Regions from separate parts of the Mus musculus genome. Here all the other regions are linked to region 2. Evidence: chromatin loops called from intact Hi-C (ENCODE). Cell type or tissue: heart. All regions are shown on one strand. Region 1 has its middle 70 kb from the start of Lsm3. Region 2 holds the start of Gm40387 (a long non-coding RNA gene). Region 3 has its middle 54 kb from the start of Gm40387.

Region 1 (8,000 bases), 73 kb after region 2:
GACCACTGTTTCCCTAATCACCAAGTGTGTTGTACACACCATGGCCTTAGACTGTATCACCTCCTAGGGAAACTGTTTCTAGTCTGCCTCCCTTGGACTTTTTCTTCTGGCCACTTACCAGGCTGGGGGGACTGGCTGGGGGTGGGGAGCACAGGGCAGTGCCAGGTATCCTGCTGTGACAAACCCTGAGACGTCACTTTGATGCTTTAATAGAACGTCTGTAAAGTATGTTGGTTTCTAATGCACAATCATGTTTTATTTCTGCAGAGCAATTTCTGTGCCCTTCCCCCTGGTGATATCAGTCAGGTCATCTGAACTAACAGAGTTAAAGCACCCCCCCAACCCCCCCCCCCCACACACACAATTTAACACAAGTATGCCATGCGTGGAGTATGGGTCTCAAATGTGTGAAGCTAGGGAAGATGGCTGGCCGATTGCTGACATGGTGGGGCTCCTTAGCCCCAGCCTTGGAGAGGGTCCCATGGAGGCTCATGATGATTCAGAACTGCTTGCCATCAGACGAGCATCGTAGGCAGGGGTTTAAGGGCCTGTTGGGTTGCTGGGAACTGTTCTGTGGAACTGTAACTTAGTCTGGAAGGTCGAGGGTAGATGAGAAGCCACTTCTGAGGGATTCCACAGAGCACTTGGCTTTCTAGTGTCACAGTGGGCATGTTTCCCACTAACGCCTGCAATGCTCTTGCCAGACAAGACCCTTCCCTCCAGCATTCAAGCCTGTGTGTGTGTTAGTAGCCTCCAACCCCACATGGCCTTGTGGTATTCCAATACCTTGTGGTATTGTGGGCTAGGTCCCAGAGTGGCTGCCTGACTTCAGCTTGATAGCTGGGGCCTCATTGGAAGGGGGACAGGTAGTTCTTGGAGTGGAAATCTCATGTGCTTAGGGTGTAGACGCTCAAGGACCCACAGACAATGTTGCCATGGTGAAGCAGGCTTTCCCAACCTGTGACTCAAGAGGCAAAGTCCCAGGATCACCCAGGCCTGGGTCATGTGAGCCAGAAGAAAGCAGGGTAACTTGATTGACAGCTTTGACCCTAGACTCATCAAAGAGCGTCAGTGCTCCCCCAAAGAAAATTTGGAATGTCTTTTTTCAAAAAAGGAGTGAAGGCTGCCGGGTAGGAACGGAATGCAGACAGGGCCTGCTGTACCTTCTTGCCTATTTTTGCTGTAGTTTCTGTAAACAGGGGCAAGAATGGACGGGCCCTTTGAGGGAATGATATCATATGTGTGAGGGCCTGGCTCTTAACACTAACACTCTGTAAATGCCAGCAATTTAAAAAGTTTTCCCTTCCTCCTTTTCTTTTTTTCTTTCTTTCTAATTAAGGACACTAAGTCAAAAAGTGTCTTTTGGCTAAGTGTGCCTAGCAGATGTCACAAGCACCTTTGGTCCCACCCACAGAGGTCATCTGGGTGGCAGATGAGGGTTCAGATCTCAGAACCAGGACTGAGATATGCAGTAGAGATGGCTAGCATGGATTGAGTGCCTGCTGTATACTGATCCTAGACCCTGCTTCCGCAGGCCACTCTGTTTAGTCTCAGGAGTTAGATGCTGTTGTGAGAAGCCTCACCTGTCACCGAGGAAACACAGGCAGGGCATGATAAATGTCCCGTGTGACCTAGATAGGATTCACAGCTGTAAGTGATGGAGCTGAGCTTATCTAGCACGAGATAAAAAGGAATGTTCTAGATCTTCAAGAGTCTCCTGGGGTCCTTATGGAAGGTTCAAGATCCAAGCATGAGCTGGGAGTGTTAACTGAGACTGGCTTTTTGCCATTGCTGGACTATGAAGCTTCTGTCACAGCGGTGTCTATTGTCCCCCTGGCCCAGTACTTCTGCATCTGTCATGACATACTTAACACTTCACGAGTCACGGTTCAGCAAGAAGGGGAGAGGGGAGCAGAATAGACAGCTAACGGGGTTTCTATAACCTCTGAACATCAGCCTTTCCAGAGAGAATTGTATCGGATAGCTCTGTTACAGTCATACTATGTAACAAGCCACCCCGAAGCTTACCAGCAGCCTTTCCAGAGAGAATTGTATCCGATAGCTCTGTTACAGTCATACTATGTAACAAGCCACCCCAAGCTTACCGGCATTTAGGCTAGGCTAGGAACTGTGGAAGTCTGTTTCTTGGGTCTCTCATGTTCCTGACACAGGGCTGGTAAAGGCAGAAGCAGGCCAGTGAAGGCACTCGCTGGATCTAAGAAGGTAAGAACTTACAGATACTTGTTGATTGAGTACTGGTCAACGAGCAGATCTTAGTCCTATGACTCAAGGTCCGGCATAAGCGTCCCTCTGGGTCCCTGGAGATCTTGGCTCCTTTTATCTTTTCACTCCCTCCAGAATGGCTTTGTAGTTTCCGGCTTTGCTATTCTCTGTAACATTCATTCTGGAAGCATCCATGGGATTCCCATCCTCAATCTCCCCCAGAGAAGCTTTCTTGTTCTGGGCTGAGGCATGTCTCTGACTCTCATGCTCAAGTCTTGACTTCTGAGACCTCAGTGGGAACCATTTTTAAAGCTGTCTCCCGCAGCTCAGGCTGGCCTTGAACTCTTGCTCTAACTTATGTTTACCCTGAATAGCTCTGAGTACTCCTTCTTCCATTCCCAGTGCTAGGATCACAGGTAGCCATTGCTCCTGGCTCTTGTAAACAGGGTCTGATAGCTGTGACAGAGTAATTAATTAATTAATTAATTGCACATAGTATGTCATAGCTGTCTTCAGACACACCAGAAGAGAGCATCAGATCCCATTGCAGATGGTTGTGAGCCACCATATGGTTGCTGGGAATTGAACTCAGGACCTCTGGAAGAGCAGTCAATGCTCTTAACAACTGACCCATCTCTTCAGCCCCTTATTTCTCTTTTTTGAGACAGGGTAGGGCTTTCTTCCTTCCTTTCTTTCTTTCTTTCTTTCTTTCTTTCTTTCTTTCTTTCTTTCTTTCTTTCTTTCTTTCTCCCTTCCTTCCTTCCTTTCTTTCTTTCTCCCTTCCTTCCTTTCTTTCTTTCTCCCTTCCTTCCTTCCTTTCTTTCTCCCTCCCTCCCTCCCTCCCTCCCTCTCTTTCTTTCTTTCTTTCTTTCTTTCTTTCTTTCTTTCTTTCTTTCTTTCTTCTCCTCTTCTTCCTCTTCCTCCTCCTCTTTTTCTTTTTCTTCTTCATTGTTTGGGGTTTTTTTTGGGTGTTTTGTTTTGTTTTGTTTTGTTTTGTTTTGCTTTGCTTCAGACAAGGTTTCACTGTGTAGCCCTAGCTGACCTAGAACTCGCTATGTGGTTGGCCTCAAACTCACAGAGATTTGCCTGCCACTACCTGTGGAGTGCTGGGACTAAAGGTGTGTGTCACCACAGCCTGACAGCTGTGACAAATCTAAAAAGGCTGAGCATGACCCAGGATGACTAGGGCAGATACTTCAAGGTTTCAGAGAGCACTGCACCTTTTGCCAGGAGGTAGAGATCTTAGAAGAGGGTACATTTGAAAATCAAACATTTCTGTCGTCTCCACCATTGTTCTTTAAAGGCCCAGAATTACAACTAATTCACAATAGGTACTCAGTAAATATTGCTTTTAAAAAAAAGGTTCTACATATCTATCACCTAGACAACCTCATTCATGATGAACAGCTAAAAAGCAAATCAAGTCCCAACTAAATAAACTTCACCAGGAAGTTGTGAGGGCTGACCCTGATTCAGCCTAAAGAACTGGGCAGTTCATGCGAATCCTTAAGGGACCAACTGGACTCTCCTGCAGAGCCATCTCTTAGAGCTGTACCTGGGAACACGAATGGGGTGAAGAACTGGAAAAGCATTTCTACAACCTCCTACTTTCCAAGCGAAAGGAATGAGTGATGTAGGAGAGACAACACTCACAGGGAAAAGAGAGAGATTGAGGGGAGAGGAGCCCGAGAAACAGGACAGGAGATGGGCACTGTCTGGCAGGGTGTCAGCAGCTATGGGGGAAGGGAACTTGAGTTTTCAGTCTTTAAGCCTGTTAAAACAAACAACAGACCGAGTAACAGGAGAAGAGGCATGTACATCAGTTACCAGGAAATACACACAGGAGCCAAACACAGTCTGAAAAGCAGAGAAGGAGCCTCCTCCCACGGCTGCAGGTACCTGTGCAGGGAGAGAGTCAGGCTAGGAGCTAAGCCTGCAGATCAGTGGCTGGACAGATAGCCCCTGGGCTGGAAGCTTGGTGCTTTGTTTTAAGGCTCTTCCTTTGTGATCTTCTGACAGGAGTCTCATCTTGCTGATGACATCTAGTGACATTGCCTTGAAAACAAGGTGGCTGAGCTACTGTGTAGTCCATACTGTCTCCAGGCAGTAGCTGAGGTGGGTGTCCTCCTCTGTGCTGGGTCCCATCTCTAGGCAGGTTCAGGAACTGCAGGAAAACCCCTTCTGTCTCATTGAGATGTCACCTAGTGATGCCAAAGCCTAGGCTACCACCTGCCAGGAATTCTCCAGGACTTCAAGTACATATGCAGCCCATGGCTGTCGGTTTCTGACTGTACCATATCCTGTCTCCACCCATCCTTGGCTTCCCTCAGACAGGCCCTGCTTGTGACATGGAAGCAGACACCCAGGCAGGAAGTGGTTGGTGGGCTTGCCCTCAGGGTCAGAACACTGGGGCAGCAGACATGGCAGCCAGAGATCCCATGACAATGTGAAGCTCTCTGGTGAATATCTGAACATCTTGGAGTTGCGACAGACTCTTGAAGGTCAAGAGGAAGTCTAGCCAGGCGAGAGTCCAGTGGGAGCTGGGGCCATGGAGAGGAATGCTGTGAGACCTCCTAAGGATGGGGGGAATAAAAAGCTGGGCCTTGGACAGCACTCATATGTGCTTCATTCATTCATTCATTCATTCATTCATTCATAAGAGAAGGTCTCATATATTAGGCTGGCCTCTATCTCCCTATGGGGCTGCGATTGGCCTTGATTCCCCTGCCTATATTTCCCATGTGCTGGGATTACAAGCAAGCATCACCATGCCAGTGCATGAGACATTGAACTCAGGGCCTTGCAGTCTAGAAAAGTATTCTGCCAATGGAGAGTCCCAGGCTTCATTCTGTGCATCCCTAAGAGTTGGTACTGTTCTTTTGTTGATGGGGACACTGAGCCAGCATGGGGAGAGTCTCATGGCTGCAGGTGAGATATACGGTGTGAACCCCAGTTTCAGCCTCGTGGTAAAGCCATCAGTGGTAAGGACTGATCCAAGAGGGAGCCCTTGCATTGCCATAGCCCAGACCTTCATTCCGTGGGTTCCTATAGAAGCCCCAGCCAGGAGACACACAAATGGGACAGTAGCCAATACCTTAAGCAGCAAGCCCTTCTAGAAATCAAAGCCAATACCATAAGGAGAAACCATTGTTCACTCCTAAAATTGGCCAAGACTAAACAAATCTGATAAAGCTATGTGTTGTTGAGAGGCATTACAGACGTTGAAGGGGCAAGGTGGGAGGCACACATGCTGACCTCTGACCTGCAGCCCTGTTTCTAGGGGCTTCTCCCAGCACGAGAAGGATGGACACTCAGAGCTGTGTCAGAGAGGCACCAGTTTGGATAGTGAGACCCTAGACAGGGAACTGGCCAAGTGCATTGTCTGTCTGTACAATGGCCAGGAAGCTGTCTACCTGCTAATAGGATGCATTACTGGAAAAAGCAAGGAACTGATGGATGAAACTGATGTCATCAAAAGGAAGCACTTTCCCCACAGAATCCCTGTTTTAGGCAGACAGAAAGCTGTCAGGGAGAAAGGTTTATGTTTGGTTCAAAGCCAAGGGATTGTAGCTAGGGTTCTTTCAAATTTGGTAACACTGGTAGAAAGAACCAAGTGTTCTCCTTACAGGTTAGTCCAGAGTTTTGTGCAGAGAGACAGGCAAAAAAAAAAAAAAAAAAAAAAAAAAAAAGCACAGGAAAACATGCCTAGCTTCCCTAGTCAGAGGGAACTGTATACCAGTGCTGTGAGGTCAGAGCTAGCATTCATTTGTCAGTCCAGTACTTGAGAAGCTGAGGCAGGAGGATCAGGAGTTTGAGGTCACCCTAAGTTATGTATCAAGATTCTGTTTCCAAGTAACAAAACAGCCAGGCATGGTGGGACATGTCTGTAATATCCAAACCTGGGAGGTAGAGGTAGGAGGATCAGAGGTTCAAGAGCAACCTCAACTACATAGAAGTTGGGGACTGGCATGGGCTATGTTTAAACCTGTCTCAAAACACCAAAACCAACAAACATGGTAGTCCTAATGAAATGGCTGACTTAAGTCAATGCTATGGCTGTGGCTTTGGCCTCAGCTGTTCCCAGAGCCCACACATTGAATGCTTTGTCTGTGGTACCCAGCTCTACAAGGGAATGTGGAGCCTTCAGAAAGAGTGTAGGCTATTAAGGGGTGGTATGTACTTGAAGGGAAAATAGGGACCCCAGGCCCTCCTCTTCTGATTCTCTCCCATGTCCCTTCCTAGCTTTCTCCACTGTCCACTCCCACAGTCCCCAAAGTAATGGGGCCAATCATCCATGCCCTGAACTCCGAAAGCTGAGAAATGTAAGACACCTTTCTTCTGTTGAAGTGGGTTGTCCCAGGTGCTTTGTCTCAGTGTTAGAGCTACTGACAGCAAAAGCCAACACGAACATAGAGCAACTGGAATTTTCCTTCGGGAAACAGACTGAACACACACTTATCGAATTATTAAACGTGTGCTTAGCACATGACCTGGCTGTTAGACTTTTGGATATTTGGTCTCGAAAAAATGAAAGCAGACAAGTGGGAACACCTAGCAATGGGTACTTGCTTTATTTGTAAAGGTTCCAAACTGGAAACAGTCCCAAAGTCCTTCAACAGGTGAATGACTAAACAAACTCAGGTTACCTCCATAATAGAGAGTATTACCCAGCAATAAAAAGGAGGAAACCATTGATAAAAAAAAAAATAGCTTGAATTGACTTCAAGAGTATTACACTGAGGAAAAAAAATTCTAATCTTAAAAGGTTAGACCTGGGCTGGCGAGATGGTTCATCGGGTAGGAGCACTGATTGCTCTTCCAAAGGTCCTGAGTTCAAATCCCAGCAACCACATGGTGGCTTACAACTACCCATAAAATCACCCATAATGAGATCTGATGCCCTCTTCTGGCACATCTGAAGACAGCTACAGTGTACTTATGTATAATAATAAATAAATCTTTAAAAAAAAAGTTTAGACATATGACATCATTGTCTTTATACAGCACTGTCAATGTACATAACTAAAGCCATGGGGGATTATATACGAAGAACATTATATACATGAATGACTATATACAAAGGACATAAATGAAGAGATCAGGGCCTGCTAGGGGCTAGGGATGGGGAGGGGAAGGGAGGACTCTAAAGCTTTGTTTTATTTTAAATTAGAGGTGTGTGTGTGTGTGTGTGTGTGTGTGTGTGTTATATGTGGGGCTATGTGCATGTGTGAGTGTAGTGCCCTCAGAGACCAGAAGAGGGTATTGGATCTCCTGAAGCAGGAGTGACAGATATGAACCTCCATGTGAATTCTGGGAACTGACCTTGGATTCTCTGGTAGAGCAGTGAGCACTCTGGACTGCTGAGCCATCTCTCCAGCTCTGAAGGCGAGATCCTAAAGTGTTAAAATAAAGGACTTTCTCTGCAGTGACTGGCATGTTCTCTATCCCAATCCACAAACTCTCCCTGTGTGAGAAAAAATGTTATAAAGGACCACAGAAGAAAACACAAGCCATTGAAACAACCCCACACATGTGAAAATTGGCGGAGTCCAAATAAGGTCTGCCTCCCAGTCAGTCACGCTGCACCCGTCAGTTTCTCAGCTCTGACAGTGTGCCATGGTTACGTAAGATGTTGTTCCTAGGAGAAGTGGGGTGAAAGGTGCCTGGGAGAGCTTGGGACTATTTTTGCAACTTCTTGTGGGTCTTAAACTATTTCAAAATTAAAAAAAAAAAAAAAAAAGAAGCAATAGTTTGGAGTTGCTTTGTTCAGGTTTTTT
Region 2 (8,000 bases):
CCTGAGTTCAATTCCCAGCAACCACATGGTGGCTCACAACCATCTATAATACCCTCTTCTGGTGTGTCTGAAGACAGCTACAGTATATATATATAATTCTTTTAAAAACAAGGAAACAAAATAGCAACATGAAGGCGGTTGCCCAGATATATGTGCAACCCCAGAGGCAGGCATATCAGTGTTCCTTCAAAACGACAGGGCCTCAGGGATACAGCTGTAGAGCACTGCTGTGCATGCATGAGGCGTTGAATTTGAATCCTCAGCACCGGTGCAGAAAGCTCGTAACCTGCACTGGGGTGGGAGGGTGGGGAATGGGGGTGGTGGTGGTGCCAGAGGATTGCTGGCACTTTCTGGCCACCAACCTAGTGGGGATGGGAGACAAGATACACAACCAGTGACAAACCAAAACCAACCAAACAAACAAACAAAAAACAAGAAAAAAAAACCCAGAAAAATAAATGCACAAAAATAGATGAGCTCCAGGTTCAGTGAGACTTGTCTCAAGGGAATAAGGTGGAGAGTGTTTTGGCAGGACACTTGATGTCTTCCTATGACTCTCCCCAGGCACAAAGGACCAATCGCCCCTTCCCCACAGAACTCTATTTGAAGGTCTGGAGATGTGACCCAGCTGCTGAGTGATTGGCTCAGAGGCATGGATCCCATGTGTTCAGCCTCTTGAACTGTGTATGGTGGCCCACACGTGTAATTCAGCACTCAGAAGATAGAGGCAGGAGGAGCAAGAATTTCATGCTCATCTTCTGACACATAGCTAGGTCATGGCCAGCTGGGTTACATGAGACCCTGAATCCAAACAAAACAACTACACAAAGCCCTCTGCTGGGATCAGCTGTGGTTGACTTTTTCATGGTCACCGTGCTGGCCCCAGCCATCATAATTGGCCAGCGCAGCTGGACAAGTAGGGATGGACTGACCGAGACTGAAGGTCAAATCATGGCAGACCTTGACTGTAGACAGCTTCCCCTCCATGACCTCACCGAAGGGAGCCACTCCTGTGTTTGGCGTGTCTCAACTCTAACCCTATTCATTTTTAAATTTATTTTTATATACATATCTACCTACAAAGAATATAGACAAATGTCAGTATTTTTCATGTTTATGTATTTTGAGTATTTTTCCTTTGTTTTCTTGTGCTGAGTGTTTTGTTTGAGATAAGAACTTGCTATAAGCCCTTGGCTAGCCTCGTACTTGCTATATAGCCCAGACGAGATTTACTAATAACAGTCCCCTTGCCTCAGCTTCCCAGTTGCTGGGTGTGACTTCATACTGGTCAGGGCCACCCGTGTGCTAACCATGGTGGTACCACTGAGTTACAACCTTCATGTTTACTAGAAGAAGGGCATGATGGATGATCGTTTGCAACCTGTCTTTTTGCACATCCCCAAGATTCATCTGTGTTGGTCCGGTTCACTCATTTTTGTTACTCTATAGAGTTTATACGCAGGTGGTGTGATTTTTGTTTTCCTGTTACAGATGAGAAAAATGGGACTCAGAGAGGTTAAAAGCCTGAGGGGAGTCAGCCAGCTTCTAAGGAACAGAAAATCACAAGCGGGTCCCCAGTGATATGGATCCCACCATCCTTTATATTAAATGATATGAAAAATAAACAAGGAGAGACCCTGGGAGCCATCTCATCCCTAGGGGATGGTCAGGAATGGGACCTGACTTGACCAGGAGATTGTTCAAGATCAGAGAACACCCTCAGTTCTAGAGACATGGCTCACCAGTTAAGAGTACCTGTCACTGTTGTAGAACACCAGAGTTCGGATCCCAGCACCCGTACTGAGGGACACACAATTGTCGGTGGCTCCAGCTCCAGGGGATCTGACCCCTCCCCCAGCCCTCCTCTGTACACTCACGCACATGCACACTCGAATATATATATATATATATATATATACCCCCACAGACACATAAATAAGAAAAGTAAATCTTAAAAAAAAAAAAAAAGCAACCATCCTCAATCCCAGATAATCCCAGATGAGGACACAGCATATAGACCACAGTGGGCATGTAGAACACTTCTTCAGCTGGGCATGGTGGCCTATAATCCCAGCACCTAGGGCAAGAAGATTGCCATGAGTGGGCCAGCCTGGCCTATATAGTGAGTTCTAAGCCAGCCTGAAGTACAGTATGAGGCCCTGTCTTACTAAAAGATGGCCGCCTCCACGCACACACAACCCTTTTTTCTTAAAAAAAAAAAAAAAAAAAAAAGCCATGCTCTCCCCTGGACAATGAATTGGAACAGCCTGAGCTGCTGAACTCTAAGCTTCAGTTTGTAACGTGGGACTAATCATTCCTACCCAGAACATCTGAGAGTTAAAACTCATGGAGGGGCTGGAGATGCGGCTTGGGTGGCAGAATTCTTACCTAGCGTGCACCAAGCCCTGGGTCCATCCTCAGCACCACGCAAACCCAACGTGCTGATGCATGCCTGGGACATTTGCACTGGAGAGGCGAAGACAGGAAGATGAGAACTTCAAGATCAAACTCAGCTTGATAGTGAACTTGAGGCTAGCCTGGGCTACATGAAACTGACTAACTAACTAAACTAACTAACTAAATCGAATTAAAAGATCCAGGGCCAGGCTCACCATAGGCAGGAAGCCAGCTAGAAAATCAATCTCTCTCTCTCTCTCTCTCTCTCTCTCTCTCTCTCCCTCCCTCCCTTCCTCCCCTCCCCCACCCCACCCCAGAACACCCCCTGCTGGTGGGATGGTCTTTGTAGGTATGCCTTGATCCCACATTTGGCTTCAGGAGGAGGGACTATCTTCCTTCCATTATGTAGGTTAAGGTTTAACCCAAACCCTAGCCGTGAGAGGCCTCTGAAGACCTCCTTGCAGCTTAGACTCAAGGCTAGCAGCTTTTGCCCACATTATCAAGGCTACACAATTCAGCTGTCAGCTCATGCCCTAAAATATATCATGTCACCCAGCACAGGAAGAAACCCCTCCTCCAGCTTTCTCCACCCCTTTCCCTCCCCATCTCTGGGGAGCAACAGTTGTTTCTCTCAGAGTTTCCACAGCTTCCCCACCCCTCAGGGCAATAACCCTCTGTGCCTGGCACAGGCCCTGCCCTTCCTGCTAGGGGCAGCTGCTGCTGGGAGAGCTGCCTACCCACACACTACTCCGGCACCAGGCACTGGTTAAGCATAAACAGGAGTCTGCAGACAGAGCCAACCTAGGGCCCCCTCAGAAAGTGTCCTAGCTTGGATAGTGGCAGGGCCAAGCAAAGCCACATATGGGTGTCCCTGGATGCTAAGGGTTGGCTTCTTCTAACCTTTGCTGGTTTTTCTATTCAGAACCACCCTCAAGGGGGAGATAGCTGAGGCCAAACAGCAGCTCCACCCTAGACTGAGAGGTGGCAGGTGTGTGCAGGAGCTTGGCTGTAGCTCCAGCACAGAGTGTGATTTGGGGTTCGATGTCCAACATGCAAATCAGGGCAGAACACAGAGATCATAGGTGCATTCAGGAGCTTGGGTGTAGCACAGGGAAGGTCTGTGGCCCTAGGCTCATCCCCTACTTTAGGACTCAGAACAGTCTATCTGTTCATTGCTCCTGGTGCCCCTGTGTGATACTGTGCATGTGGCCTGAGCTTAGCCCAGTATTCTAATCTGCCCCTGATTTGGTGGTGGTTGGGGGATGGTCAGGAAGGCAGTACTACCCAGAGGGACTAGGTTAAAGTTTAGGATCAGGATGGGAAGTGTCATGACAGCAGGGGACAGTGACAGGGGACACAGACAGCAGGGGACACTGACAGGGTTGGTTGAGTGTATGTGTGAGAGTCAGTTCTGGTAAGTGCCAGTGGGCTGCAAAGGAAAGTAGCTAGAGAGTGACAGTGGGGCTGAAGTCACCACCCCAGCCCGTCCCCTTCTTTTTTTCAATTAAAATTAAAAATTTGAAACTCTTTCTAATTGCTGAGACTGACCTTGAACTCACTCAGTAGCTCAAGCAGATCTTGAATTTGGGGTATTCCTGTTTCACAGCCCTAGTAGCCAGGATTCTAGGTACGGACCACCAGGCCTGGCTTGCCCCCATTTTTATAGCTCAGAAAAGCAGAGCCAAGAGTTGAATGCCAGGCACATTGCACCTGGTTGTCAAGCCTCCCTTTAACAGAGGACCAAAGGGTACCTGAGTTCTCAGACCTCAAACTAGCAGGTATAGAAAAGCACTGAGGGCTGACTGGCTGAATGCATGCCAGGGAGGGACTAGGCTCCAACCACACCCCATCCAAGGCTTCTCGGACCACAGAAGCAGAAGAGACAAGTAGAGAAACTGAGGCACATCAGCCTCCTGGGTTCTCAAGGAGCCCTTTCCAGAAGTTAATACTTCAGTTTGAGTCCTTTGGTCCTTGATGACGGTGTCTCTTGCAAGCTCTGGGCATGGCTGCTATGTTTGGACCTAGCAATTGGGGCTCTGTGTGTGTGTGTGTGTGTGTGTGTGTGTGTGTGTGTGTGTGTGTGTGTGTGTGAAGTAGAAGGAAGAGGGTCTTTGGGCCCCAGTGCTATGTGGCTTCATCCCTTGCAGTCCAAAGACACTTATCAGGAAGTACATGTCACATCTGATGCTCCAGTGTCTGGGTGCTGAAGAGGCACTGAAATGGTATTGTTTATCTCAGAAATGACGCCAGACAGGGAGAGAGGAGAGAGGGGGGGAGAAGGAGAGACAGAGGAAGAGGGAGAGGGAAAAGGAGAGGAGAGGCAGAGAGAGACCAATGAAACTTTAGGCAGACAGGGCATAAAATCAAGAGAGACATGGAGCCTCTAACCAGGGACAGCTGGATGCAGCAGCTGAGGTGGTGGCCCTGGTTAGGCAGCGCCCCCCCCTCCCCCCACTGCTTACCACATCCAGTTGGGGAATAGCAGACCCCTAGGGTGAGAAGAGGAATGGAGGAATAGAACCAGCTGGCTGTGGGCTACCTCATCTGAAACTTGCCTGATGTGACAGTCCCTTAACAGGTGTCCTGCAGCTGGCAGAGGCCAGTCAGTTCCACCTCCTCCCAGCCATATGGGTCTGCACTCATCAGTTCAGATCCTAGGATCTCAGGCCCCTCACTGAAATGGGTCTATCTAGCAAGAGTGGTCATATATGCTTGTAATCCTGACACTCAAGATATTGAGGCAGGAGGATTGCCATGAGTTCCAGGCCAGCTGAACTACGTAGTAAGACATTGTCTCAGAAAATAAAAGACATCGAGATACCTCAGCTGTATTTGCCATGCAAACCTGATGACTGGAGTTTGCTCCCTAGAATTCCATAAAGTGGAAGGAGAAAAAAAAACTAACTCCTGCAGGGCGTGGTGGCACACATCTTTAATCCCAGCACTCGGAGGGCAGAGGCAGGCAAATTCCTGAGTTCAAGGCCAGCCTGGTCTACAAAGTGAGTTCCAGGACAGCCAGGGCTATACAGAGAAACCCTGTCTCAAAAAACCAAAAACCAAAAACAAACAAACAAACAAACAAAAAACCACACCAACTCCTCGGAGTTGACATGCGACCTCAAAGGCATGAGTGCTGATGTCACACACAAACTAATAGTAAAGTTAAAAGGAAAATGGCAATAAAATGACTTATTCCGGGCTGGTGAGATGGCTCAGTGGGTAAGAGCACCCGACTGCTCTTCCGAAGGTCCGGAGTTCAAATCCCAGCAACCACATGGTGGCTCACAACCATCCGTAAGGAGATCTGACGCCCTCTTCTGGAGTGTCTGAAGACAGCTACAGTGTACTTACATATAATAAATAAATAAATTTAAAAAAAAAATGACTTATTCCAATGGTTATATGTGTGTTCTGTATGTGTATATATGTGTTGTATATATGCATATGTGTTTGAGTATGTGTGTGTGTGTGTCCCATGGTATGAATCCTAGTCACTTGTTATGGTGTGGCCACTCTATGCCTCAGTTTGCCTGAGGGCTAAGTGATGGGTGTTAATGCAGCACTGGGCACAGTCAGACCTCAGCCCTACCCTGTGCTCACTCAGATGGGCAGAAAATGAACCTTAACTGGGTACACAGGAGTCTGGGGACCTGGGTGAGAATGGCCTAATATTGTGTACCAGTATTGACACTGTAGTCTCTGACACTACTCAGACTTCCAGGTAGGGAAACTGAGGCCCTAGGGGGACAACTCAGCGAAGATTGGGCAGCACACAGGTTAAGTAGGTGGTGGCAGGCATGACTCAAAGGTTTGGTCCTGTCCTGAGACAGCCTGAGGCCCAGAGAGTGTGTGTGATGGAGGCAAAGGTGAGTGGGGCTGCTCCAGGGTCCTCTGGGTAGTGGCTGAGCTGAAAACCACCAGGTACCTTTGGGAATCTTGTGTCAGGAGGTGGCCCTGGGACACCAGCAGAGGCAGCAGGAGAATAGCTGGGAGGGGCCTTCAAAGGCTTCAGAAGAGAGGAGCTGGGCATGTTTTGGCCTGACTGTTGTGGAGGTAAGAACATGGGGGCTGGCTGTGAGGCAAGCTAGGGGCCTACCAAGGAATGAATGAGTGAGTGAGTGAGTGAGTGAGTGAGTGAGTGAGTGAAAGTGGATTTTTATCATATACACAAAGATCAAATTTGGTGCTGGAAACCATCCCATAGAGTCAGGATTCTGGCCTCATACAATCTGTATATAATATGAGTCTGACATTGAACCAGGCACATGGCTTATGGAGTCATTACAATAACCTCACAAGGGAGCAACTGTTACACACGCATGCACACACAATCACTTTTTTTTTTACATTTATTTGTGTAGGTTCATGTTCATGTAAGTGTGGGTGTACTGTGAGGCTCATGTGGAAGCTAGAGAACAGTTTTTAGGGATCAGTTCTAGATCAAACTCAGGTCATCAGACTTGGTAGCAAGCCCCTTTACACACTGAGCTGTCTTGTTGGTCCTGCTATCCCTTACCCTGGGCCCAGCACGCTGGGATGTTCAGAGAGGCAAGGAAGCAGAATTCTCTGGCTTAGGGTCCCAGTAGAGGAGGCCCAGGGCTAGGAATGGGTGAGCAGGAGAAGGTCACAGTGGAACCTTCCAGAGCAAGACAGGCTGCAAGTCAGGTATTTGAGTCACACATTGAGAATAACAGAGCCCTGATGATAATGAGTTTCCAGAACAGCCCTCCCTGTCCCAGGCCTGTCTCCACCTCCTGCTGAGGCGGTGACAAGTGACAGCTGTGTTCTATGTCCCAACCAAGTGAGGTGTCATTGCCCATTTCAAGAGGAGACCAAGGCGCCAGTCATGGGCAGTACTGAGCCTGGCACTGGGGGCTTTAGGCATCAATGCTGGGGTCAGGATGTGCGTGTGGGAGGCGGCCTGAGAGAGGACAAAGCCTAGAAACCTAAGCTTGTTTACACCTGGGGATTAAGGCAGAGCATGTGTGTTGGGGGTGGGGGTAAGGGTGGGGGTTGCCAGAGAGACAGGCAGGTAGCAGCAGGCCTAGTGGGTGGACCAGGCCAGCCTCGCCCAGGTTGGGTGTCTGCATGCCACCGGGTTGCCCATAGGTCAGACTTTTTAAAAAAATAGATTGTCCCATCATATGTAGCCAAGAGGGACCTTGTATATTTCTCAGACTAGAGGAGTGTCCTGAGCTATCCTTCTACTGCACAGGTGGAGAAACAGAGGCATGAAGCCTGCCTAAGGTCACGCAGCTACAAAGAGGCAGAGTGAGGACTCAAAGCCAGACCCTTGGCTTCGGAGCCCCTCTGGCAGGCTCCTCAGCTTCTTGTCACTACTGCCAAGTTTGCTTGTTTGTTTTTAAAATGCGTTATTCATGATGAACCCAAGGAAAGGCTCTCCAAACAGGGGGCGCCCTAGAAGCAAATGTGAAGGCAGATTTGGTTTTGACATTTTCCCTGGGTTCTCTTTGTCTGTTCAGGGTCAGAGACCTGCTTTCTGTTTATTGAGCTAACAGCAGCAGATAGTAGGGGGACTCCTCATGGATAGCTCCTTTGACCTGTGACCAGCCTAGGGCTCAGTGCTATTGCTCACTGTCAGA
Region 3 (8,000 bases), 53 kb after region 2:
CTGTGGAATCTGCTGTCAAATAGAGATGGGTGCTCTGCAGTGAGCATACCTGCACAGCAAGCATGACAAAATGAAACTCCATGATTGTCTTGGTCTTGTGAGATGGAGAGAATTTGAACATGCAGAGACTGGGGAGAAGAGAGAGGAGGAACATACCACGGATTAGCAATCATAGAGGCTCGGAGGAGTAAGAAGCGTGGGTGCAGGCTTTGGAAGGTCTTAGGTGCCTAGGAAATGCTTAGAGTCAGTAGTTCCTAACAGATTCCAGTGAGCTCTGCCTTTTGTGTTAAACTTGTGAGGGTGGCACCGGCACTGTGGAGCAGAGGGCTGCTTGCCTTGCTCTGAAGTCCTGAGGTCAGGGAGCCACTGCAGGTCCAGGCACAAGGCCTCAGAGGCCCAAGGAAGAAACAAGAGCAGAGTCTCCAGGCCTGGCTGCCCAGAAGCACAAAGGCCTCAGGAGGCCTGGGCAGGACCAGGTTCCCCGCAGATTAATCCCCCACCAGGGGCCCACAGCCTGGACACAACAGGCCTTTCTTTGCTTCAGAGCCCAGCTCAGGTTAGAGTCTGGGAGCCAAGGTGGCAGCAGGGAGGTAGGGGTAATTGGTGTGGGGGGGTGTCTTTCAGTTGTTAAAACCTTCAACAAATATTTTTTCATTGTTTTTGGATCCTTTCCCACCTTGGTGCCAGCAAACCCTGTGCTGTCTCTGTGATTGTCTTTGTCGCTTTTGGAAAGGGACATGTTGGAAAGAGGACCTTTGAATGCAGGCCAAGGTGGGGTTTTAGTCACTTAATCCTCTGAGAAGCTGTCAATTTCTTTTCTCTTCTTTTCTTTTCTCTTCTCTTCTTTTCTTTCTTTTCTTTTCTTTCCTTTTCTTTTCTCTCTCTTTCTCTCTCTTTCCCTTCCTTTCCCTCTTTTCTTTTCTCTCTCTTTCTTTCTTTCATCTTTCTTTCTTTCATCTTTCTTTCTTTCTTTCTTTCTTTCTTTCTTTCTTTCTTTCTCTCTCTCTCTCTCTCTCTCTCTCCCTCCCTCCCTCCCTCCCTCCCTCCCTCTCTCTCTCTCTCTCTCTTTCTTTCTTTCTTTCTTTTCTTTTTCGTTCATACGTTCTTCCTTCCTTCCTTCCTTCCTTCCTTCCTTCCTTTCTATCTTTCTTTTTAATAGAAACAAAACAAAGCAAAAACCAATAAAAAATTGAGTGGCTGCAACTTGGCTCAGTGGGTGAGGGCAATTGCTACCAAGACTGAAGGCTTTAGTTTGACCTCCAGGGACATATATCATGGAAGGAGAGAAATGACTCCTGTTCTTGTCATCTGACCTTCCCCTGGGCACAGTGATACCCATGCAACCACACACATACACACAGATAGATAATTGCAACACATACATACATATGTATACATACATACATACATACATACATATATACATACATACATATATACATGAGTGCATATACACATATATAAACAAAAGGAGGGGGTGGGCATTTACAGTGAGATGCTGAGGTGTGTGTGTGTGTGTGTGTGCTGGAAGGAGAATGTGGTTTGGGCCATGCTGGCACGGGGGCTGCCCACTCTGCTCCAGTCTATTGAGCAGCACCTCTCTCCATGGGCATGAGGCCCTTTCTCTGCCCCTCTCATGACTCCTCTCAGCTGTCTCTGCTATTTGCTCTGCTCCTAACACAGGCATGTTGGGGGTGCCCTGCAGTTCAATGGTCTTTCCCTGTCTGCATATGTGCCTTGGAGTCTCCCGTGAGATGTCCATCTGGACTCCATGCCGGATTTTAAGCTTGGGTCTCCATACCTCTTGGACTTACCTTGTGAATACCTAAGGGGCCTTTCCAAAACCTTGAGTCTCTAGGGGTGCCCCTTGCCCAGCCAGTCCTTCTTTCAGCTGCACACATAAAAGTCTTGAAGTTACTTCCCCCTGAAAACTCCGGGGATGAGCCCAAAGCCAGGTGGGAACATACTTAACATATCTGACCGCTGTCCAGTCTTTACTTTAAATTACCTTGACCATTTAACACTGATTTTAGCTGCCCCTGCCTCTTCCTCCTCTTCTTCATTTCACCCTGTCCCTCCTCTTCTTCATCTCATCCTCTTCCTCCTCTTCATCCTACCCTGTCTTTCCTCCTCTTCCTCATCCCATCCTCTTCTTCCTCTTTCTCATCCCCTCCTCTTTTCCTCTTTCCCTTCTTGTACTTCTCCTTCTCCTTTTCCTTCTTCTTCTCTTTCTCCTCCTTCTTTCCTTCTTCCCCCCTTTTTTCCCTGTGTGATTTATTCAGACTATGATCCTAATTCTATTCATAAAATCAATAAAAATCTCCGCAGACTTAGAAGGCTCCAGTGACTTAACTTGCACAGAATTCTGGGGCCTGGGTTGCACACGGGATTTCAAGGCCGATTCATACTGCAATCAAGGCCACGGTGACTGAGCGGTGGGAAGGGACTTGTCAGCGCTCTGCGGTTTGCATTTGGCTCCCAAGGTCTCATACCCTGGCATTATGGTTCTCAGTGTAATGATGTGTGAGATTGGTCCTCTGGGAAGGCAGTATCTGGGGAAGCTGTGCTCAGAAACAGTCAGGGAAATATTCAGGAGAGCAGGTCCTCACAAGGACAAGTCCATTTCCCAAGCCACCCTGTGGCTTCCCACTTCCTCCCACGAGTGGTTTTGCAGTTCTCACACATCTGCCCGTCAGGCCCTTCCAAAGGGTACATGGGTAGGACTGTCAGATCTTGGACTTTCAGCCTCCAAAGTTGTGAACTCAGTGAACCTGTCTCTTTATACGACTCACCCACTGTGCTGGCTGGTTTTTATGTCGACTCTACACAAGCTAGAGTCATCAGAGAGGAGGGACTTCAATCGGGGAAAATGTTCAAAAGAGATCTAGCTGTAAGCAAGCCTGTAGGGCATTTTCTTAAATAGTACTTAATGTGGGAGGTCTCAGCCCATTGTGGGTGGTGCCATCCCTGGACTGGTGGTCATGGGTTCTGTAAGAAGACAGGCTGAGCAAGCCATGAGGGAGCAAGGCAGTAAGCAGCATGCTTCTGGGGCTTCTGCATCAGCTCCTGCCTTCAGATTCCTGCCCTGTTTGAGTTCCTGCCCTGACTACCTTCAATGATGTGGAAGTGTAAGCCAAATAAACCCTTTTCTTCCCAGGTTGCTTTGGTCATGGTGTTTCATCAGTGATAGAAACCCTAAGACGCCCATCTCAAGTGTCTTGTTACAGTAACTCAGAACAGAACAATATGTAAAGCCCTGTGGTAGACCTTTCAGCCAGTATTTTGGCTTGTATGGGCCTGGTATAGCATTAAGAATGTTTTTGATTCCGGAGGTTCGTTGAGGCATCTGAGCAACTAGTGTGTGTTCCTAGGGAGGAGGAAGACAGTGACCTCAGCCTTGGCTGTGAACAGCGAGGTGCTGTGCCCTTTGGCTAAGAAGGAGCCAAACCCATGTTCCTAAGCTCCCTTCCCCCTTCTCAAGGCCGAAGACAGCAAAGACGAATCAGGACACCAAAACAGGGGTTGTTTTTCCATCCTGGGACTCAGGCTGTTTTCCATCTACAGACAGTGCCCAGAGTTACACTGAGCCCCACAGTCAATGTGTGGCCATCACAGAGGAGCAGTTGGCTCCTGCCTGGTCGGGTCTCTAAGCAACACCACCACACGGGCACTCAGGGCACGGAGGTGCTGCCAAGCCTCAGCTCCCACCTTTGATTTGGCGCCTGGAATTTCCATGGGCACTCTGTGTCCTGTTCTCAGCATAGCTACTCTTCTAAACTGGCTTCCAAAGCCCTTGGACACAGAAGCCAGGCTAAGGGAGAAGCAGGGGGAAGATAAAAGCTCTGCACTCCCCAGCCATCTGTGAACCTGCAGCCCAATAAAGAACTCGGGTGGGAGTCCCTGGGCTCGGCTCTACATCCTGCCTCTCTTGCTCACTGGTTGCTTCAGTTTGCTTGACTGACTGACCACTGGATGCCTTCCCTGGATGCCTTGCTCAACTTTCGGTGTTACAGTGAGGGCTGAACTCAGGCTCACAGGACTGGGATGTGTAGACGCAGGTGCAAGGGCCGACTGCCTTTTATTGGTTGTATGGCCTTAGGTGGGTCCCATCCCCTCTGTGATGTCTCATCTGAGTCTTTGCAGAGGTAATGATGATATACTCTTCCTCATTCAACAGCCTCTATTAGCATGCCTGTCATAGTGAGTGGCTGTCAGACCTGCCACTGGCATGTGCCATCTTGCTTCCCTTTCACCTGCTTACTGGGAAGCGGCTGAGTTTCAGATACCGAGAGGGATCCTGAGGTGACCACAGTGCCCTTGGAGACCCCAAAGTTCAGCTGTGTACTATCACATATCTGGCCCCTCTCCATCCTCAGACTGTGGCTTTGGAGGCCAAAGGACACACTCTGAAACTGAGATGGAAGAACTTGCCTGAAGTCATTCAGTGAATTAGCCAACTGATCCTAAGTCTGGCATGACTCCTTCTGTTTTGATGGAATTTGGGTTAAGAACATGGATCAGGCATGGGGGAGGGACGACAAGATGGTGCAATAGGTAAAGGTGCTTGCCGAGAGTCTGGAAACTTCCTGTCTGATCCCTCAGACCTATGTAAAGACGGAAAGAACTGATGCCATATAGTTGTCTTTCATTCCATATGTGTGTCACGCCAGGACCCCCTCCCTCCTTTTCTTTCCTCCCTTTCTCTCTCTCTCACACACATCATCATTTTTAATTTTAAAGAAGATGGGGGAGGAGGTGGCACTGGATAGCTGGGGTGACAGGAAGGACCAGATCTCCTTAGTGGTCAGCAAACAGGCCCGAGTGGCTGAAACCAAGTCATTCGTACAGTGGAGGGCAGGTGGAGGAGATAGGGTGCTGGAAGTCTTAGCCTGAAGCCACAGAAGTGTTACCTACATATCCGGCCAAACTCTGAGCTCTGGGCTGGGGACATGCTTACTGCTATAGAGGCTGTGTCACCTGGGAGAATGGAGCCGATTAATGAGGACTGAAGTCTCATGCAATAATAGACAACTTTATTCGGAATATCAGATTTTTTTTTTTACTCCGAGGATTAAGAAAAATCATATGAATAAGGTGTGTAATCACAAGGACAAGCCTCATGTAGCAAAACCACATTTTCCATAGAGGCATATGAACAAATAATAGTGGCCAATTATAAAGAATGACCTCAACTAAGCTTGCTCCTACCTGGGAAGGACAGAGAAACACACATTCCAAGAACAATTCTGTGTTTTGAAGAAACGGCGGACACAAAACTCTTTTTGTTTTCTTGGAGTTTTCTCATAAACCCTCAGAATTCTCCTCACACAGCTCCATTCTTGGACCACGATTAGACAGGGGCACAGAGAGGAGCTGGCTACTTCTGTGACTCCTGGAGCGTACGATCTTGGAGGTGGGGGAGGTGCAGCTGCTGAGGTACCCTGGGCCACCAGAGCAGGTTTCTGGGAGAGACAGGGTCTCATCTGGATCTGAAAGAGCAGACTGGAGCAGACAGCCGGGTAGGGGAGAGCAGGGAACAGCGTGGGACAGTGCTTTCAGGAGCAGGAGAGGTCAGGACAGCGTCCACTGTGAAGGGGTCTAGCCTCCAGCCAGGGGAATATTTGTCTTGTCTTCCTCAGGGTAGGAGCTGGAAATGAGAAAGAAGAGGATACAGGGCAGGTGGGGGTGCTGAGGGGAAGGGAGGAAATGGGGGTGTCTTTGCTTTTGCTCCCACACTCCCTGAACTCCTTGCTCACGGTGTTCCAACCATACTCTTATTGGCCATTCTTCAGTGTTGCTGCTTAGTCCTGCCTCAGGACCTTTGTATAAGCTATTCCTCTGGCCTAGATTACCTTCTCCTGCGGTCTTGTCATCTTGTCATCACTGCTCTGTGCTGCTCTCTCTGATGGTCCCTCCTTCCCTTACTCCTGCCTTTTCTTCGGATTTGCATGTCCCCTAAGAATCTGTTTCTGTGACCTGCACAGAATTACCTGGCTTTGTGGTACCCTGAGTAGCAGCAGTTGTGCGGTGGGTATTTGGGAAAGTGTGTTGCTTGAAGGAGCGTCTTAGTTATTCTTCTATTGCTAACACACCATGATCAATGAAACTTATAAAAGAAAGTTTAATTGGGCTTATGATTCCAGAGGGGCAGGTGGCTGGAGCAGCAACCAAGAGCTCACGTCTTGATCTGCAAGCAGGAGGCAGAGAGCATGCTGGGAATAGTATGAGTCTTTTGAAACCTCAAGCCTGTCTCTAGTGTCACACTTCCTCCAACAGGACCACATCTCCTAACCCCTCCCCAACAGTCCTAGCAACTGGGGACCAAGTATTCAAAACTATGAGAAGGGACTGAGGGAGTACTCTCATTCAAACCAACACATTCAGCTTCCTGGTCTGGCGAAATACATTTAGTCCAACTTCGAAAGTCTCCATAGTCTTTCAATCTCAACACTGTTTAGAAGTCCACAGTCCTTCTGAGACTCAAGGCAATGTCTTCACTGTAATCCCCTATAAAATGAAAAAGAAAAGAGTATACATTACCGTTTCTCATGAGGAATGGGTGGGTAGGGTATAGAGTAAGGAGACACTGGACCAAAGCAAGATTGAAAGCCAGCAGGGCAAACGCCAAACCCTGCAGCTCCGTGTCTGATGACAAAATGTCTTGACGGTTCTGGCCTTCCAGCTTTCTGACTGCAACATACATTCCTCTGTTGATCTGGCTCCGTTCCACACACTCTGCAGCCCTCCCTGGTAGACGTCCCTTGGCTCTGGGATCTTTAGCATCCTGGGGTCTCCATTGTAATCCTAGGTTCACGTCCACAGCTTCATGCAATGGCTTTTCAGGGCTTCCATGCAGGGTCTCCCCTGCCACAGGCCTGGCCTCCATGGCTGTCCTGAATCTCAGAGGGAGGGTCCACACCCCTTCACTTGTTCAGCCTGCATGACTGAAGCCAGGACCGCGTGGATGGTTCAGCTGCCTGCTTGGGTTGGATTTGAGCCCCCTTCAATCACACTTGCAGCTGCTTTCATTTGTTGTTGCTTAAAAAAAAAGATTTATTGATTTTATTTATATGAGTACACTGTAGCTGTCTTCAGACACAGCAGAAGAGGGCACTGGATCCCATTATGGATGTTTGTGAGCCACCATGTGGTTGCTGGGAATTGAACTCAGGATCTCTTAACAGAAAATTCCTTAGACCTTTTGCTTTTCACAAGTCGGAAGCTTAGAAGGGTAGAGGGTGACCTGAGCCCACCGCCCTCGCCCACCATGATCCCAGGGCAGAGTAGACCTTTCTTTATCTCTTTAAGCACAAGCTTTGGCTCCAGTATTACATGTTCTGTTCTTCTTTTTCTCTCTAAACTGTGCATTTTGTTTCTCTCTTTGTCCCACTTGCTCTTTTTCATTGTGGACCTGCCTAACACTGATTACTAATAACCATGCTGCAGAATCAATGTTAGGCTATCTTGAAATTTCAGATGAAGAAATTAGCCCATTACTTTTCATTGTAGCCTCCAACAAATTCTCAGGACAAGGGCAGAAAATAGCCACATTCTTTGCCGAGATAGCACAAGAACATGAGCTCAATTGCTAATACTGTTCCCTCTGAAACCTCTTGAACTCAGCCCCATAGTCCATATTGCTCTCAGCACTGATGTCTTCCAAGCTCCTACTAGAATGGCTTGTTAAGTCCCACTTAATGTGTTTGACTGCCTTTCTAGTCCAAAGTCCCAAGCTGGGGGGTGGGGTGGGGGTGTCATTCTTACTCAAATCAAACACAGGAAGTAGCCTAACAGAGTAGGAGGGAAGTGACATGGGTAGCCACTGGGGACCATCCTTCTCCCATATTAAGAAAATATTGTAGGACCCTGGTGACCCACTAGCCAAAAATAAGACACTGAGACCTTTCAAAGCTTAGGTCTTAGCTGGGCACTCTCAACTAGCTCATTTAAGTCAACCCAACCTCCAAGCTCCATCCTGCCATGTCTATACCTAGCTATAC

The links. A loop is a pair of places that touch in the nucleus more often than their neighbours do. Peaks named below come from ENCODE experiments on the same cell type or tissue, not always from the same donor. Only the 100,000 strongest peaks of a DNase experiment are listed, where the experiment ranks them.
Region 1: a loop joins it to region 2, with 1.9 times the contacts of the local background. A loop is called at or near these places in 5 of 42 quality-filtered maps.
Region 3: it touches region 2 in a loop (1.9-fold over the local background); 2 of 42 quality-filtered maps call a loop at or near these places.

Annotation. Positions count from the first base shown.
Region 1 is chr6:91,582,335-91,590,334 of GRCm38, reverse strand. No RefSeq gene overlaps it. Among named protein-coding and RNA genes, the nearest start is that of Lsm3, 70 kb to the right of the region's middle. In heart, a CTCF peak has its summit at 7,133 (motif pointing left); DNase peaks (open chromatin) are centred at 4,624 and 7,824; H3K27ac peaks cover 738 bases; H3K27me3 peaks cover 2,320 bases.
Region 2 is chr6:91,655,378-91,663,377 of GRCm38, reverse strand. Gm40387 (a long non-coding RNA gene) reads right to left here and starts at 2,641. Exons shown (of 3, transcript XR_869270.2): 1 at 2,389-2,641. In heart, no CTCF peak of the experiment used is centred here; DNase peaks (open chromatin) are centred at 3,087 and 7,116; H3K27ac peaks cover 3,156 bases; H3K27me3 peaks cover 319 bases.
Region 3 is chr6:91,602,529-91,610,528 of GRCm38, reverse strand. No RefSeq gene overlaps it. Among named protein-coding and RNA genes, the nearest start is that of Gm40387, 54 kb to the left of the region's middle. In heart, no CTCF peak of the experiment used is centred here; a DNase peak (open chromatin) is centred at 3,708; H3K27me3 peaks cover 1,129 bases.